2 separate regions of the Mus musculus genome follow, and region 2 is linked to region 1. The links are chromatin loops, found by intact Hi-C in ENCODE. Cell type or tissue: gastrocnemius. All regions are shown on one strand.

Region 1 (8,000 bases):
AGCCTTTTATGAAGACAGGGATATATGTGCTGTTAGATTGGCTGTGACATCAGACTAGTCTCACTGCCCTTGCACAGAGCCTTGCTTCTCATAATATGCAATGGACCGAAGGTTCTAATGCCTCTAAACAAAGAGGCAAGGTGGGACCTGATGATGTGAATGCAAACCATTAGCTCTCAGTGCTGTTGTATAGATCAAACAGGAGAAGGTACTCAACCGGGGTTATGAGTGGGTTGTATAATCTTTAGTTATTAATGGTCTCGGGGACTTTAGCATTAGCTGCTCCCAACATCTGATGAATGGAGGTTGTGAAATCTCCATGCAGGACTCCTGTCAGCCTGAATATGAGTTATTCCAAGACCCGGCTCACTCAGTATGGCAGAAGCTATGTAAACAGACTAGATCTGAGAAAGACGGTCCTTCTCCAGCAGCTCAGAGAGTCTGAGGACCCAATAACTGACTCTCCATTAGCAACTCTCTTGCTGTCTATAACTTGGAGGGATTCTTGGAGGATCTGCTATCTTAGCTAGGACACCCAGGGAAATGAACACACAGTATACTATTGAAGCATACCTTGACAGTATGTCAAGTGCAAGAAGACTTTCAGATGCCTTCTAGAGTGGCTTGACTGGGACAGTTGTAGACAAAATGGCAGCCCTCTGGCTAACATGGTTGTGCTTGCTTTCCTGTCAGTGCCAGCAAATGACCAAAGATAAAGAAAGATCTATTCATGTCTCATTAGCCATGGGTCTTCTGAGAGAAACAGAAAACCTTAAAGGTGTTTGTTTTATCAAACCTGTTTGGTCTGCTAGATAGTTTCTACAATCTCCCATTTGTTTTCTAATCTCCTGGCCCATCACCCCATCTTTCATCTCACTACATTTACATAGAATCCAAAGGACTTGGCAGCCTGTCCTTTTAGGGTAAATATGGCCATAGGCATTGCTGAACCTATATGGTAAAAGCCAAAGGAGAATCTCTGGTGTTGCTAAACCTTTGACAGGAAAGATGCCTAACCCTGGGTCTTCTTCAGGACAAGTGGATTTTGAACAACAACAACAACAACAACAACAACAACAACAACAACAACAACAACAAAATGCTTTTGTAGTCAGGGATTTGGGGAAATTCAGGAATTGTGCTATGAAGCTACATATCAATACATGACTTGCCTGAGAAGTTGTGTCCTTTGAAGGATTATGGATGGAAACACATTGCCAATGATAAAAGACAATGTTTATGGATTACCTGATATAATGCCTACTATGCAGACTGAAAGAATAAAGAGTATGTGCCCTTCTTCTGTACTGTTGGCTACTCCACTGAAAATAAGCCCAAGGCACAGTGATATCTGTGGACTTGACTTAGAAGGCAAGCCCAGGAGAGCCTCTATCACTATACCACAGCCAGTGAGCAAGCCTGAGGAGGCCCCAGGTGTGACCCCTGTTCCCCTGTGAGCAATGGAGAGACCAGGCAATCTGTCATGGTGTTCTGGCTGTCAGCCCCAGTGCTGTGCCGCTGCTGTCTGTCACCCTGGTGGATGAGACCTGCTTAAGGGCAATCATGTCAATCTCTCTGTGACCACTCAGTCTAAGGGAGGTGGATGATCGTGACAGGCCTGGCAAAGTAGGCACAAGGTACTGAAAAGCAGAAGTTATTGCGTGCTTAGAGAGACACAAGGCAGACTGTGATTTTTCTTGCTTTTCCACTTTATTGTCATGAAACAGGCTAAGGCGTGCAGAGTTTAGCTTCAGAGCTGATCATCTCGGATAAACCTGTTACCCTCTGAATTTCTTCCATAGTAAAAATAGCGACCTTTCCCGAGGACGCCTGTAAACAGAAAGGAAAATCATTACTGGTGGCACAATTCATATAGTTCAGAAAATCAGATGTTATTAAACAGGCATGCATCAGGATTGCTAATCTGATGGGAGGTAGATTAAGATGACAAAGACCGTACCTTCTTGTCCTTAGAGGTGACCTTGCAATGAAATGTGACTACCAAGTACAGAGTTCAAGAAATAACAGCTTTATGTGTGATTTCCTTACATAATTAGAACTTTTCTAATTTGACAAATTGTTCCCAAAATATAGCATGACCCCTCTCTCCCCAGATTTTCCTAGTTTAGGACTAAGAATAAAAATGTACGTTTAAAGCAGATGAACCCAGCCCAAGTGAAGTCCACAGGATAATCTTTGTAGAATGTGACTATCTTGAAGTCCTTTATTGGAAATCAATATTGTTGACTTCCAGAGAGAATTTTCCAAATCCTGGGGGGCTTCAAGCCCACACTGGGTGATTAAAGAAGAGAGGCTGTGCTGATTGAAGACCATATAGACAGTAAGTGCCACTACCTTTAGACCTTCCCACTGCTAGGCACCTCACTGAGGCTGAGGCAACTCATTTCTCATGTTAAAAAGCACTTGCTTTACATCTTCAACTTGACTTCTTCTATAACTTCTGGCTACTTATGAAACGTTCCTGTCCTTTGTGGTGGTTGTGGGATACTTCACTGTAAAACACAGCATTAAGAGAGGCACAGATGCTATAACTGCTATAACCAACTCATCCTTACATATCACAAATACCCACAACAACAGTTCTGTGCCTGGAGGTGCATGCCTGTAACCCTAGTATTTGGGGTAGAGTAGGAGGGTGAGTCTAACCTTGGCTTCATAGTGAGACTCTGATTTTAAAAAAAATCAAGAGCTAAGGAGGTGACTTGCCTAGAATGTGGAAGTGTCTAGATTTGATGCTCATCGCTACAGAACAAACATTCAGAAAACACTGTCTCTAGTGAAAACTCTTTATGATTATTAGAAAAAAAATAGTTCTCCCAAGAAAATATTTATAACTTCTGTTGGCCTTTTTACCATCTTTTTTTCTTTCCAGTTTTAGAAGAATTATCTTAAAATTCTCTTGCACAATGGGACTTAAATCTCTGCAGTGCATGAGAGACAAAGAAAGGAAATAGCCATAAAAAAACAAGTCCATGAGCCATACACCTGCCTGTGACAATCACCCCTTTTGCACATGATTATTTATTTTGTCAGTTTGGCAGTGTGATGGCAACACTCACCATTCTTTATTGATCTGGGATCAGCCATGTTCTCCACATGACATGTTAGTATTACAAACTTTTACACTTTGTGTGTGTGTGTGTGTGTGTGTGTGTGTGTGCGTGCACGCACAAGTGCGTGTGCGCATGTGTATTAGTTATGTGTATGTTGGGGGATGGGTCTGGGTGCATGTGTATTGGGTGTGTGTACATGTATGTGTCTATGGAGGCCACAGGTTGATATCAGTTAACTGTCTTCCTTTTCTTATAATTGTTTCTTATTGGCCTGGAGTACATGGAGTATGCTAAACTGGCTGGCTACCAAGCCCCCAGGCTCCTCCTGCCCAGCCCCATCTTTGAAAATACAGATGTACACATCTAGGGCACTGGGAATCAAACTCAGGCCCTCATGCTTGCACAATCTGCCTCTACGCTCCCTAAACTTTGTTCTTAAATAAGGATTAAAATAGTGTATAGAAACTTCTAGGGGTAGTGTAGATCTGCCCTGCTTTGGATAGTCAGAGGCAAACTTGAAGGTTATCCGGGTCCCAGGAGCTCTCTGAGTTGGAAGAGGGACAAGATGACAGCATTTGGGACCTGGCTCTTTCTCTTGCTGTGTTGCCATAGACAGCTTTATTGTGGGTTACTCTTGCTACTTGACTTGGCTTTCCTGCCCCTCCACGTCCCTAGGCCCCCGTTTCTGGTTTTTGGTATTGGTCTAGTGCCTGGAAATATTGAGCTTGTGTGAAACCTTACTCAGACCTTCCTTGTGACCCATTCTCTCAGCTATTAGCACAAAGCTGCTCCCTTTACTGTATTTTATAGTGCCTAGAGTTGTGCTAACAGCCTCATCAATGCCAGAACCCTGGTGGTCTAAGGGCTGGGCTGGTCACATTCTACCTCCCTTACTGGCTTGGCTGCATATGTCTCAGATGCATGGGAAACCCCACAAAAGACTGTCTTGAACCTGGCTGATTTGAGCAAACCCTCAAAAGATCTGGAGGGACCGTACAAAGGATGTTAATTTTTTTTCTATAGTACCAAGACAGCATGCATTTTTAAAAAGACAGGGATAGGGTTTGTCAGATATCATAAAGAACAGTCAGTCCTTCTCCCAAGCAAACTCTTGACAGGCAGTCATGTGTACACACACCATTGTCTGCCGTGGTTGCACTTCTTTCCATAAACTTGTCCACACATCTGGGCACTCTCTGTCTTTTCTTTCTATCCCTTTCCATGCTGAATTTCCATTCTAGATGCAAACAGATGGAAAGCAGTGTTCCTGGAACATGGGCCCGGGCTGCACTCTGAGCCATGCTCACACATCTCTGGTTGGCACTGATAAAAGTCCTTTTTAAGGCCTGCCCTATTTCTTTGGGCCTGGAAGCAAGTCTGTTTATAGACATCCTGGCGAGAAAGGGCTGTTTGATGAATGCAGGAGACCGCGGCTAGGTGTCAGCGCTTGGAAAATGAGGCAAGGACGTGAGTTATTAATATTGTCAATGATCTCTTGATGGGAAAACAGATACTGCACTCACTGTCAGATTTAAATAGACATTGAGTGCATTAATGACAAAAGGGCAGACTTCAAACAAAGGGGCTGTGTGCTGGGAAGCTGACTTGGTCTCTGGGCTGGCACTAACCTGATCTGAAAAGACACTGTCAGGACTGGAGACAGGCCCAGGATTGTGCATGGTGACAGAAAACAGAGATGCTGACAGAGATACCAGCGCCATATTATGCCAAGGACACTCGAGCACTGTCTGGGACTCTAACGCAGGCTGACATCACTTCCTAACATGCAAGTTTTTTTCTTCTGTTCCTGAAGTACCAGCATGTTTCTTCTATACATCATTCCAAAACTTGCCATGCCCGTGAAGCTCCTGGCAGCCTTGGTCTGTAGGAGCTGTGCGATCAGGGCCTACAGATAACCTAAATCAATCTCACCCTGGGTTGCCCAAGGGATGACACTTCTCCTTTGATAGCTGGGTGACTTAAGGTGATCAGAGGGCTAATGTGTCATTAAACTCTTTTTTTCCCTTTTTTTACAATTGAATATTTTCTTTATTTACATTTCAAATGGTATCCCCTTTCCTGGTCCCCACCCCCTCAGAAACCACCTATCCTATCCCACCCACCCACCCACTCCTACCTGCCTGTCCTTGCATTCCCCTACACTCAGGCATTGAACCTTCACAGGACCAAGGGTCTCTCTTCCCATTGATGGTTGACAAGGTCATCCTCAGCTACATATGCAACTGGAGCTATGGGTTCCTCCATGTATACTCTTTGGTTGGTGGTTTAGATCCTGGGAGCTCTGGGGTGTCTGGTTGGTTGATATTGTTCTTTCTGTGGGGTTGCAAATCCCTTCAGCTCCTTCAGTTCTTTCTCTAACTCCTCCATTGGGGACCCCATGCTCAGTCCAATGGTTGGCTGTGAGCATCTACCTCTGTACTTGTCAGGATCTGGCAGAGCCTCTCAGGAGACAGCTCTATCAGGCTCCTTTCAGAAAGCACTTCTTGGCATCCACAATAGTGACTAGGTTTGGTGACTGTATATGGAATGGATCCCCAGATGGGCAGTCTCTGGATGGCCTTTTCTTCAGTCTCTACTCCACACTTCGTCTCCATATTAGGGGTGGCCTGGCAACCCCAAATAAAACCTAGCTGGCTCTTGCTAGTCTGTGGATGAGGGTGCTCAGGCTAGAGACATCCAGATGATTAAATTAAGCTAGCCTTGCCCCTCACACATTCTTTGTGGGAGCCCACAGTAGGGAGGTTACGACTCAAAATATTTGACTTTTGTAGCTTAAAAACACAAAACAAACAAACAAAAAAACCAAGACATTAAGAAGGGTACATACCCATGTGTGGCCAGAGGACTTTTATTTATTAAGGAAGTCATTTATGAAGTCAGTTTTGATCGTATGAGTAGCTCCTGTCCCCATTTCTGTCTTCCTCAACTAGAATAACTGCCCGAATGTCCGAGGCTGTGAAACGCTGCAGTAGCAGCCATTTGTTTGCACTTTGATTTTCCCAGGGAGGTTCTCTGAGGCTGGAATTTGGGATGTGGTGGTGAGTCAGTAGGCCATAGCCTCTGACACATCTGCAACAGATTCTGTTTGTATCTCCTCAGACTCTATGGTTGCAGAAACGGAGGGAGGCAACATATTTAGTGGCATGCAGAGTGTTTTTAATTAAAACACAAGGCTTTGGCCTTAGTGAGGCAGCCTGGCCATACATCAGGCCAATGTGCAGATGTCGGTGCGGGGGTTTCTTTGGGGGGCTCTGAAAAACGACAGTGTGCTGTCCCCTGGGGAATCCTCTCCTGCCAGATGAAACTCCTATTTTTTCTTAAGTAGCCAGTTTTTCCCATCACCATAAGCTCTTAAAGCTATAATTATGAAAAAAAAATAATGTGTGGGGGAAAAATCGGTTTTAAAGAGGTCCTTTATCTTTTCAATGTTCCCACCCTCCGCACTGAGTATTCCGATTGTGCAGGCTTGCACTGCCTAGTGGGTGGGCATTGGACACTTCTCTTAGATGCCCACTGCAGTGACAGGGACCATTCTGGAGACATAGCTGAGGTGGGGGCGGGGCACAGTGATCCTTGCTATCCAGAAAAGGGGGTCCTGACATACCTCTCTCCAAGTCCAGTACAGATTCCATCCTGGCTTCTCATTCCTATCATCTGTCCCTCATGTCTTTTGGCTATGTACATTGGCCCCTTACCCTCCCTGTCTTCCCCACCTGTAGATGAACACAAAGATAACCATGGTAGGTCCTTTTGAATTGTGAAATATGCAACATGGTATTTTAAAATATTATTTTTATGAAGTGGGGGCATTGGGTCCTTATTTCCTATGGCAGAGGTATGGTCAATGTGACCAATTATACTGTTAGGTCTTAAAATACATGTACTCATATCCCAATAATATAGCACCAATCATAGGACTGTGTGTGAGTCTGAACTCTCCGTGGAAAGCATGCCTACTGATGTGTCAGCAGCTCAGAGTTCATACTCCTGGCTGGGAGTGCTGACCACCAACAGTCCTGCATCTCACTAGCTTTGACATAATTCCGCATCTAGAGAGCCTAACTACCCCATCAGCGCGTCTGAGTGTGCTTCTGATGCAGATCAAACCACTAATTTGTAAAATGGAAAAATTAAGTCTTAACCTTCTTGATACTTGTGGTAATCACCATGTTAAATGTTCTTGTCATGAACATGAGTTTAATGCCATGCTGACAAGGAGGCTATGATCTAACAATGATCTATCTGACCACATGAAGCTTACTAAACAGTGGCAAAGATGGCAGAACCGAGATCTCTAATCTCTCAAAAGAAAAGTTGGAGGCAGAGTCATTCGGCCTTAGCAGAAAATGATGGCATGTCCTGAAGAGGAAGAGAAGCCCAGTAACTGAGAAAGAAAATGTAGCAGTAGAGTCCCTCTGGGCCAATGTGGAAGTTTCTAGAACAAGATAACCATGGGATACTATGTAAATCTATATCCTTCCTCCTCCACTTCCAATACCCAGTCCTAACAGGGTGTGGTACAGATGAGGTTAGGCAATGGCAATCTGCTAAATACATTTAAGAATTTACACATACATATTCATACACATACATGAACATATACCTCTGCATAAACATTTTAAACAGATCCTTTCAAATTTGGAAATTTTGGTTCTGTACCCTTTTATCTTTTTTTTTTAAAGATTTATTTATTTATTATATGTAAGTACACTGTAGCTGTCTTCAGACACACTAGAAGAGGGCATCAGATCTTGTTACAGATGGTTGTGAGCCACCATGTGGTTGCTGGGATTTGAACTCCGTACCTTTGCAAGAGCAGTCGGGTACTCTTACCCACTGAGCCATCTCACCAGCCCTGTACCCTTTTATCTTAAACCTCTGATATGACCTTCTTACATTTCAAAC
Region 2 (8,000 bases), 58 kb after region 1:
CTTCCTTAAATTGCTCTTGGTAGATAGTTTGCTGCCAAACAAGAAAAATAACTAATACTGCTACCCACAGGGCATGTTCACAGCAGTCCTAAGGCTAGCACATGAACTTTCCAGACTCCAAGTATGTGGTCTTCTACTATTTTGTTTCAGTCAACAGGTAAGATTAGCTGTTTCCCTGATTAGGTAGCAGCCAAAGGACTCTAGTCATGATGGCTTTCTGTTAAATGATAAGAAAGGAAAGTGTATGTGTTCTCCTATTAATTTGAGTTCTTCTTTATAATACTGCGGTCTCTTAAATTCTGGTTTTAGTTGGTGAGTTGAGATCTACTTCAACTATGAGAAAGAAATACATGCCGTGGACATGCATCTAAGTCCTGTAAATATCAAGAGATGTGGGCCTTGAGCTATTTTTGCAGCCTGCTTGGTACATGCTGAGTCTGATCTGAGCTTAGAGCTTTCCCTTTCATCTCTGCTTACCAGTGCAGGCATGAGTCAGGAGCGGGCTTGAGATAATCCAGGATGAGCGATCCCCATTCTAATTCATCTGTACTTTAACTATGACTTATTGTAGCTTACTCATTGTTGGCCTTGTACTAGCAGTGACATGGGTAGTAGGTACATCTACCACAAGGTAGGTACCTACCACAAGGCTAAATGGGGCCATCCCAGGGATGAAGGCATGTGAAATCTTGCCTGTATATAATAAGCAGTGCTGTCCATTGTCAGTCACACTTCCCCTCCCCCATCTTTCCTTGCAGCAGTCCTACCAAAGTCTCCCAGTGCCTGCCAGGGATGGGCAAATGCTGGGGGCTCTTCTACGTACCCATCACAACCCAAGAGTAAACAGATGGACATTGAGAGAAAAGCTAAGATGATTACAAGGCTTTGAATAGTTGTTTGTTTCCCAGAGTAGAAATTGAGTATGTGTATATAGTGGGTTAAGATATCAAGGATCAAACAAACAGGGAGAAAAAACAAAAACAAACAAACAGGAAAAAAAAAGTAGTGACATTGTGAGCCATGAGACATGAGACATTAGAAACCTCAGCTCCTCATTCAAAAGGAAAACTTAGTTATACCTAACCCACAGGGAGGAAATAAATTGCCACTAGTGTTAGGAAGAGTGTCCACATCATGGTTTGTATTTTTCTCCAATCAAATTTATCAAGTTTCTCTGGAGAAATGGCTGCCTCCAACCCACAGTAAGAAAAGTATTAGATACGTCTAGAAAAGAAAATAATGAATGCTGCTGTAATAACAATAGATGCATGAAATAGTATGACAAGGTGAAGCCAAAGGGATGGGCCTCCCATGGGACAAATATGTCGATTCACTGAATAAAGAAGGATGGACAGAATCTCAACTCATCAGCTAAAATCAGAATAGTACATAAACAAGGACTTAATTCAGTAGGAAAAGCCATGAAATGTTTTTGACAGTAAATTTTTAAGTAAAGGTGGGATGGATGATGGAAGTGCTCGCCATGGAGCAGGCACCACTGTAGCAATCTTTACAGTTTATTCTAAAACTGGCAAAAAGGGATGTGTAAGATAAGATATTTATATATTCTTTTGTTTGTTTGTTTGTTTTCAATTTTTAATGAGTTTTTATTTTAATTAGGTATTTCTTCATTTACATTTCCAATGCTACCCCAAAAGTCCCCCATACCCTCCCCCCCACTCTACTCCCCCGCATTCCCACTTCTTGGCCCTGGCGTTCCCCTGTATTGAGGCATATAAAGTTTGCAAGACCAATGGGCCTCTCTTTCCACCGATGGCTGACTAGGCCATCTTCTGACACATATGCAGCTAGAGACACTAGCTCTGGGGAGTACTGGTTAGTTCATATTGTTGTTCCACCTATAGGATTGCAGATCCCTTTAGCTCCTTGGGTACTTTCTCTAGCTCCTCCATTGGGGGCCCTGTGACCCATCCAATAGCTAACCCCTACATCTTTTTATATCTAAAGCAGAAATAGCAACTTCTCAGAAACCTTAGACATGTTAGTATCCCTAGTGATTAGACAAATGGATGCCACACAATTCCTGATAGACTACGTCTGGTAAACAACATACTATCATTGCCACCACCACAATCTTCTAATCTGCTAATGAAGAAACAACACTAAAGTTCAAACTGGGAGATAGCCCATGAAATAACTGATCACCATTCTGAAATATGACAAAGAAAGAATATGGAACCATTGCAGATGAAAAATATGATAAAGGAGATGGGGCAGTTCAGTTCAACACATTAGGTTGTACATAGCAGATATAATATTCTTCTTAATATTAGTGTGATAAAGGGAGAAAATTCAGGATCTTAAATGAAATAATATTACTGTATCAAGTTTGATGTGTGTTTGAACAAGATGTTGATATCTAGGGAATCTGGGAGGAAGACATACTAGATTGCTTTGTTCTCATATATCAGCACTTTTAGATTAATTCAAACTGAAATGTCTAAAACAAAAGTAGAGTGTTCGGCACTTAGAAAAACATGCAGAAACGTAACGGCTCTGTCTAGTGATGGATGAATGTATAAGAGGCATCATATCCATGCAGTGGACTGCTCATCTCTAAGAATAAATGGGACAGTCATTCATACACTGTAACATGGATGGATGTTGAGAATGTCGCACTGAGTAAAAGATGCCAGTCATCTGAGACCACATTGAATGCTGCCATTTATGTGAGCTATTTAAAACAGACAATGAAGATGTGAGCAGTTGATACACTGGGGATTGAGGTACATGGAGAGGCTCATGGAAATGGGCTTTCTTATGGGCTGTGGTGTTAAAAATGTTCAAAGATGAGAAAATCCTGACACTTTTACAGCTCTGTTAAACATTCTGTCTGCTACTGAGCTGTTTCACTCTCAATGAGTGAATTTACTTGGACAAAAGTTACTTCTCAACAAACCTTTTTCTACAAAGAGAAATGGAAGAGTGATGCTTGGTGGGCTGTTAATGGCATCTTCCAGTCATCTGTGAGAAAGATGAGGACATGATGCTCCATGCATATGCTAATGCTGCTTCTTACTCTCCCCATTGGAGCACACAGCCTTTCAACAACTATTTCAGAGCCATCCAATTGGCTGCGTGTAGGGAACAACTTAGTTAATAGCTCACTATTTTTCTACTCACTGGAGAACCAGTCTCCCTAATCCCTAACCGAAGAAAGGCCAAGAGTTAGAAGAGGGCCATTTTTTGCTACAGGTTCTGATGAAGAAAACAACAACAGCAACAAATTAATTAATTAATTAATTAATTAAACAAGGATAAACTCTGACCCAGGAAGAAAAAGATATCCACTTATTTCCCCATTAAAACTCTTACAGGATTGTTGTTCTTGTTGTTGCTGTTGTTTTATCCTTCTATTTAAGAAAGTATTGTAACCAGTGTTATTATTAATTTTACTTTGCAAAGATTTACGTTACTAACATACATCTTTCTTCAACCTTGAGCACATGAAGAAGTTTTACAGGTGTGGAGGGGTAAATCCTTGGCCAGCTGACAAAAGCAGAGGACAACTGAAAGCAAACTCTAAAAGGCTCCATGTGCCAGGCAGGGGAGTCTTACCACAGGTGGCACCTGAACCTGGCTTGTGTTCTGTCACTTGACTCTTGAGGTCTACTCTGTCGGCACGTTTAATTTTTCAGCTGAACTGAAGGCTGAAGTTGAAGAAACCCCACCATTGCTGAGATCACAGCAGAGTCTCAGAGGACCTAGAGCTGCCACTCATGTAAGGAGCCCCTGAACACTGTATTTGACTGGAATTTATGAGCCGCCTTTGACGTTTGCTGATGCTGGTTGCAACCCCATGGCCTTGATTATTGTGAATGAAGCAAAGCCAAAGAAAACAGTGCTGAAGGCTGAGCCCAGGCCGAGTTATTCCTGGGGAGTCACACCCCAAGTTCACAACAGTGGTTCTGACTTACAAGACCTTTAAGCAGATTCTAGGAAATGCATAAATGCCCATGCAGGTCCCCCCGGGAGAAAAACTGGGGTGTTTTGGGAGAGGAAGGAAATGGGAGAAGGGGGAAAGGTGGCTCTCTGAAACTGCATTCTTAAATAATTTGTTCTGAATGCCCTCTAGTCATACACGTGAGAAATGACATGAAGGCCAAAGGGCTACAGTGCAGAGATAAAACAAGTTGAAGGTATTTAAAAGACTTGCCAAGCAAAAGTGCTCATCTGATAAAAATTTAGGCAGGAGGGATGCCAAAACCCAGGAGAGCCACGGCTGAGATGTGATGAGGTGATTGCTGCTCCAGCTGTCAGACTTGTCAATGATGTCAAGATGCCAGATTTTAACTCAAATGCGGTGTCAGCCTGAGAGCTGCCTCTACTTCCCTGCATGGTTTTCATTAAGAAAGCATGGAAACTTACGTCCAAGAATAGACATCCTATGTGGGGCCAGTTCAAGATGAAAGTATGTTGGTTTGTTTGTCTCTTCTACAAAATACAGACAAGGTAAAAAGACAATAATACAGATTAGCACCTCCTATTGCCACCTCGATGGGGTCAGCGGTGCTACCCTGGGATCTGCAGTGTGTGTATATTAGAAAACGTGATACAGGGAGACAGGAATTAAGTTAAGAAGGAAAGAATTTTTCACATCAGTTTTGAAGGTGCTCACATGGAAACAATGGCATAAGTTGGAGATCAACTTCCTCTCCTCCATATTTTGCAATATGAAGGCAGGTCATGACACAGTATTCAGTGTGTCATGAATACTGGTCTTCTAGTCCTAAGTGGATGGGGAAAACTCACACTGTGAGCCAGAACTGCTTCAGTCCTATTGCTTTAAAAAATTTGAGAAACATATAGGAAGAAAAGTAAGTGATATTCTAAAAGTAACAAACAAAGAAACAAACAAGGGCCATGAACGGGCATTTCCTGATAAAGAGGGTATCAAGGAGGCAGGTGATAGAAAAGACATTTTAAGGCCACCAACATAATTCTCATTAAATGTTTATTTATTTTCTTTCAAAACAGTAAGTCTCATATTAATTTGTTCATAACAAATTTGTTATGTAACCAGAAACCCACACAGCACCCCAACACTGGCATCTAATTCAACAGTAGTATAGATGTCGTTTTAGGACAGCATGAGAAGACACTATTACAATATCAAAGCCTTTCTACTCTCTCTGCCTTCCCCGTTTCAGTATGCTCTCACTTCCAGATGTAACATAATACATTCAGGTACTTGAAAAAAATGGCTTCTTTCCCATATGCAGATGCATCTGGGTCTGACAAATATTTAGATATCAAGAGCAATAAATAAGCATGAGAGCCAGGGGATTTGTCAAAGTTCTTCTGAGTTCCTTGCAATGATGGCGGCTTGTCTTCTATGCCTTGTTCTTCCAAGTACATAGTAGAGTTTGTGTTTGGGATGGAACAGTTAAGGTTCAGAAAGTCACTGAGTCAAAACAGATTTTTATGATATTTTCAATTCCAATCAAGACAGTATAGTAGGACTCACATTTATTCTCATCCCACATGAGATGATTCAAACAGTGGACAAAATACATGAAAAGTTTACAGACACCCGACCCAGGGTGTTAGAGGACATGGTACTTTAAGCGTGGGGATATGAATGCAGCGGCACCCAGGCTGGGCCCAGTGCACTGCTCGGGAGCCCAGAATCTCTTTGAGTTGATGAGTATTATAGAAAAGACTACATAAAATTAAAGCTGCACCAAAATGTTCTAGAAAGCTATGGAGAGTTCAGCAGAATAACTAGGACTTATTGTGTGGCAAGTCTATGAGTTTTCTGAAAGGAACCTACAAAACAACAACAGCAGCAACAAGCCACAGACTCAGCTGCAGGGGAGATCTACCAAAATGTAGGAGGAATAGGAAAATGGCCCACTGAAGGGCAGCCTGAAAGTGTCTTGAGCAGCAAAACCAATAGGCTTCATGGAAGGTAACTAGGCAACTAAGCTAAGGGCAGATTTAGAGATGTTGAGCTAGGAATAAAAGTAAATTGGCAACTAAGTGGTGATATTTAGAGATGTTGAGCTAGGAGTAAGGTAAGGGCACGCTAGCCACAGCTTAGAAGAGCCCAGCCACAGAGATAATAAGGCAGTTTAAAAATGGCTCGTGTGTGTGTGTGTGTGTGTGTGTGTGTGTGTGTGTGTGTGTGTGTTTCATCTGTGGATCCGAGATAGCTCCTGGGTGGGAGTGTGCCTGTGACTTACCAAGAACTTAAAGCTGTGTAGCCAAAACTACCCGCTACAGTAGACAGCCACAGAGGAAATTAATGGAGGTCATATTCTGACCTCCACATGTCCCTGCACTGGTGAGCATACCCACACATTCACATGCGCAGACATATCAAAACGTTTACTTATAGACAAAGTTATTTGGGGATTTATATATAAGAGAAATAAAGAATTAATGAGGAAAAATAACTTTCAATCTTAAGGTTTTTTTAATCAAAGTAATTTCCAATAGAACAATAGAGAGCATTCAGGGAAAATTCCACAATTATAAAGGATTCGGTAGAGGAAGAAGAGCCCTGGTGTTTGGGCCACAGGATCACCTAACAGTCCAAACGGGAAAACAATAAAGGAAAAAAACAAGCTTCAAACTCCATATTCTACAAATTTTAGTACATAAATGGATCATAGACATAAATATAAAAGTATAAAACTCCAAAAGCCTCAGAAAGACAAAAATCCTTATGAACTTGAACTAGAAAAAAAAGTTCTTATAATTGATACTAAAATTAAAATTCCATTTGCATCTCATTACAATGAAAAAGATTGCTCTATGAACAAAATCATTAAAGAATACTAAGACAAAATACAGTTTCTAGTCAAAATGAAATTACACTGTAATTTAATACCAAAAGAATGATGAAATTTAAAAATATTTAGAAATGAAATATTAAACATAGACATAGTAAAAAGGTAAATAAATGAATATTTTAAACTTATTAAAAATTAAAACTAAAAATCTAAAACATAAAACTAAAACTAAAACTTAAAATCTAAATTTTAAAGATGCACTCTACAGCATTAGAACAAAACTTATGAAAGTCTATCAGGAGAAGAAATATACCAAATCAATTACTTAGTTTTCATGTTTAAAACCTTTAAAGAGAAGCGAATATTAAATATAATAAGTATGCAGCAATGAAACAAGAATAAAGAAAAGAATTAGTAAAGTTGAGAAGGGAAAATATCTTTGAAAGTACAATGTGTTTTAGTCAAGAAGAAGAAGAAGTCTGCGTGTTTCTGTTCAGACGCCTTTCAGAAGAAAGAGAGAAGAAGTACATTACCAAGATCAGGAAGAAAAGCAGTGACATCACTACAGACCTTATGGAAATGTAAAGGATAATAAAGGAATGCTATGGAAATTCTGTTAGGAATTTTAAAAACTAGGTGAAATAGAGAAAATAAAGTCTTAAAAATACAAAATATTAAAGTTTGTTCAAGAAGGAATGAGTTGCTTGAATATTGATTATACAGCTCAGAATATATATATACTTTAAAACTTGCCCAAGATCAGGTACATAACAAGGGCATCCACTCTACCGCTGCTAGGAATTTTAACCATTACAATACGGCAGAAAAGAAAACCAGGGCTCTACAGAGGACACTGTAAGAACCATCATCTGTACACAGTGTTCCAAGGGACACTACTGGCTCCAAGCAAGAGGGAATAAGCACACTTCATAGTACTTCTTTCATATATATAACTACAATCTTGAAGCAAGATACATAATATGACATCTTCTAATGATTATGAAAGAGGACAGAAAGAGAAGGGGAGTCAGATGTACCCTGTTTTGTTTGTTTGTTTGTTTTGGTGTGTTTGTGTGTGAGAGAGAGACAGAGACAGAAACAGAGAGATAGAGAGAGAGAGAGAGAGAGAGTGTGTGTGTGTGTGTGTGTGTGTGTGTGTGTGTGTGTTTATGTGTGTGCACATGCACGTGTGCTTATTTCCTATGCTTACATTCTATGTTCGCCATCTGGAAACCAGAGGAA

What was found. Peaks named below come from ENCODE experiments on the same cell type or tissue, not always from the same donor. Only the 100,000 strongest peaks of a DNase experiment are listed, where the experiment ranks them.
Region 2: it touches region 1 in a loop (5-fold over the local background); 2 of 42 quality-filtered maps call a loop at or near these places.

What each region holds. Positions count from the first base shown.
Region 1 is chr14:23,049,785-23,057,784 of GRCm38, reverse strand. Lrmda (leucine rich melanocyte differentiation associated) reads right to left here. Exons shown (of 7, transcript NM_028275.1): 7 at 1,697-1,830. The coding sequence ends at 1,751. All of the region lies in intron 2 of Gm10248 (predicted gene 10248), which reads left to right. Among named protein-coding and RNA genes, the nearest start is that of Gm10248, 41 kb to the left of the region's middle. In gastrocnemius, no CTCF peak of the experiment used is centred here; DNase peaks (open chromatin) are centred at 1,454, 4,446 and 4,686; H3K27ac peaks cover 1,025 bases.
Region 2 is chr14:22,991,599-22,999,598 of GRCm38, reverse strand. All of the region lies in intron 6 of Lrmda (leucine rich melanocyte differentiation associated), which reads right to left. Among named protein-coding and RNA genes, the nearest start is that of Gm30783, 63 kb to the right of the region's middle. In gastrocnemius, no CTCF peak of the experiment used is centred here; no DNase peak of the experiment used is centred here.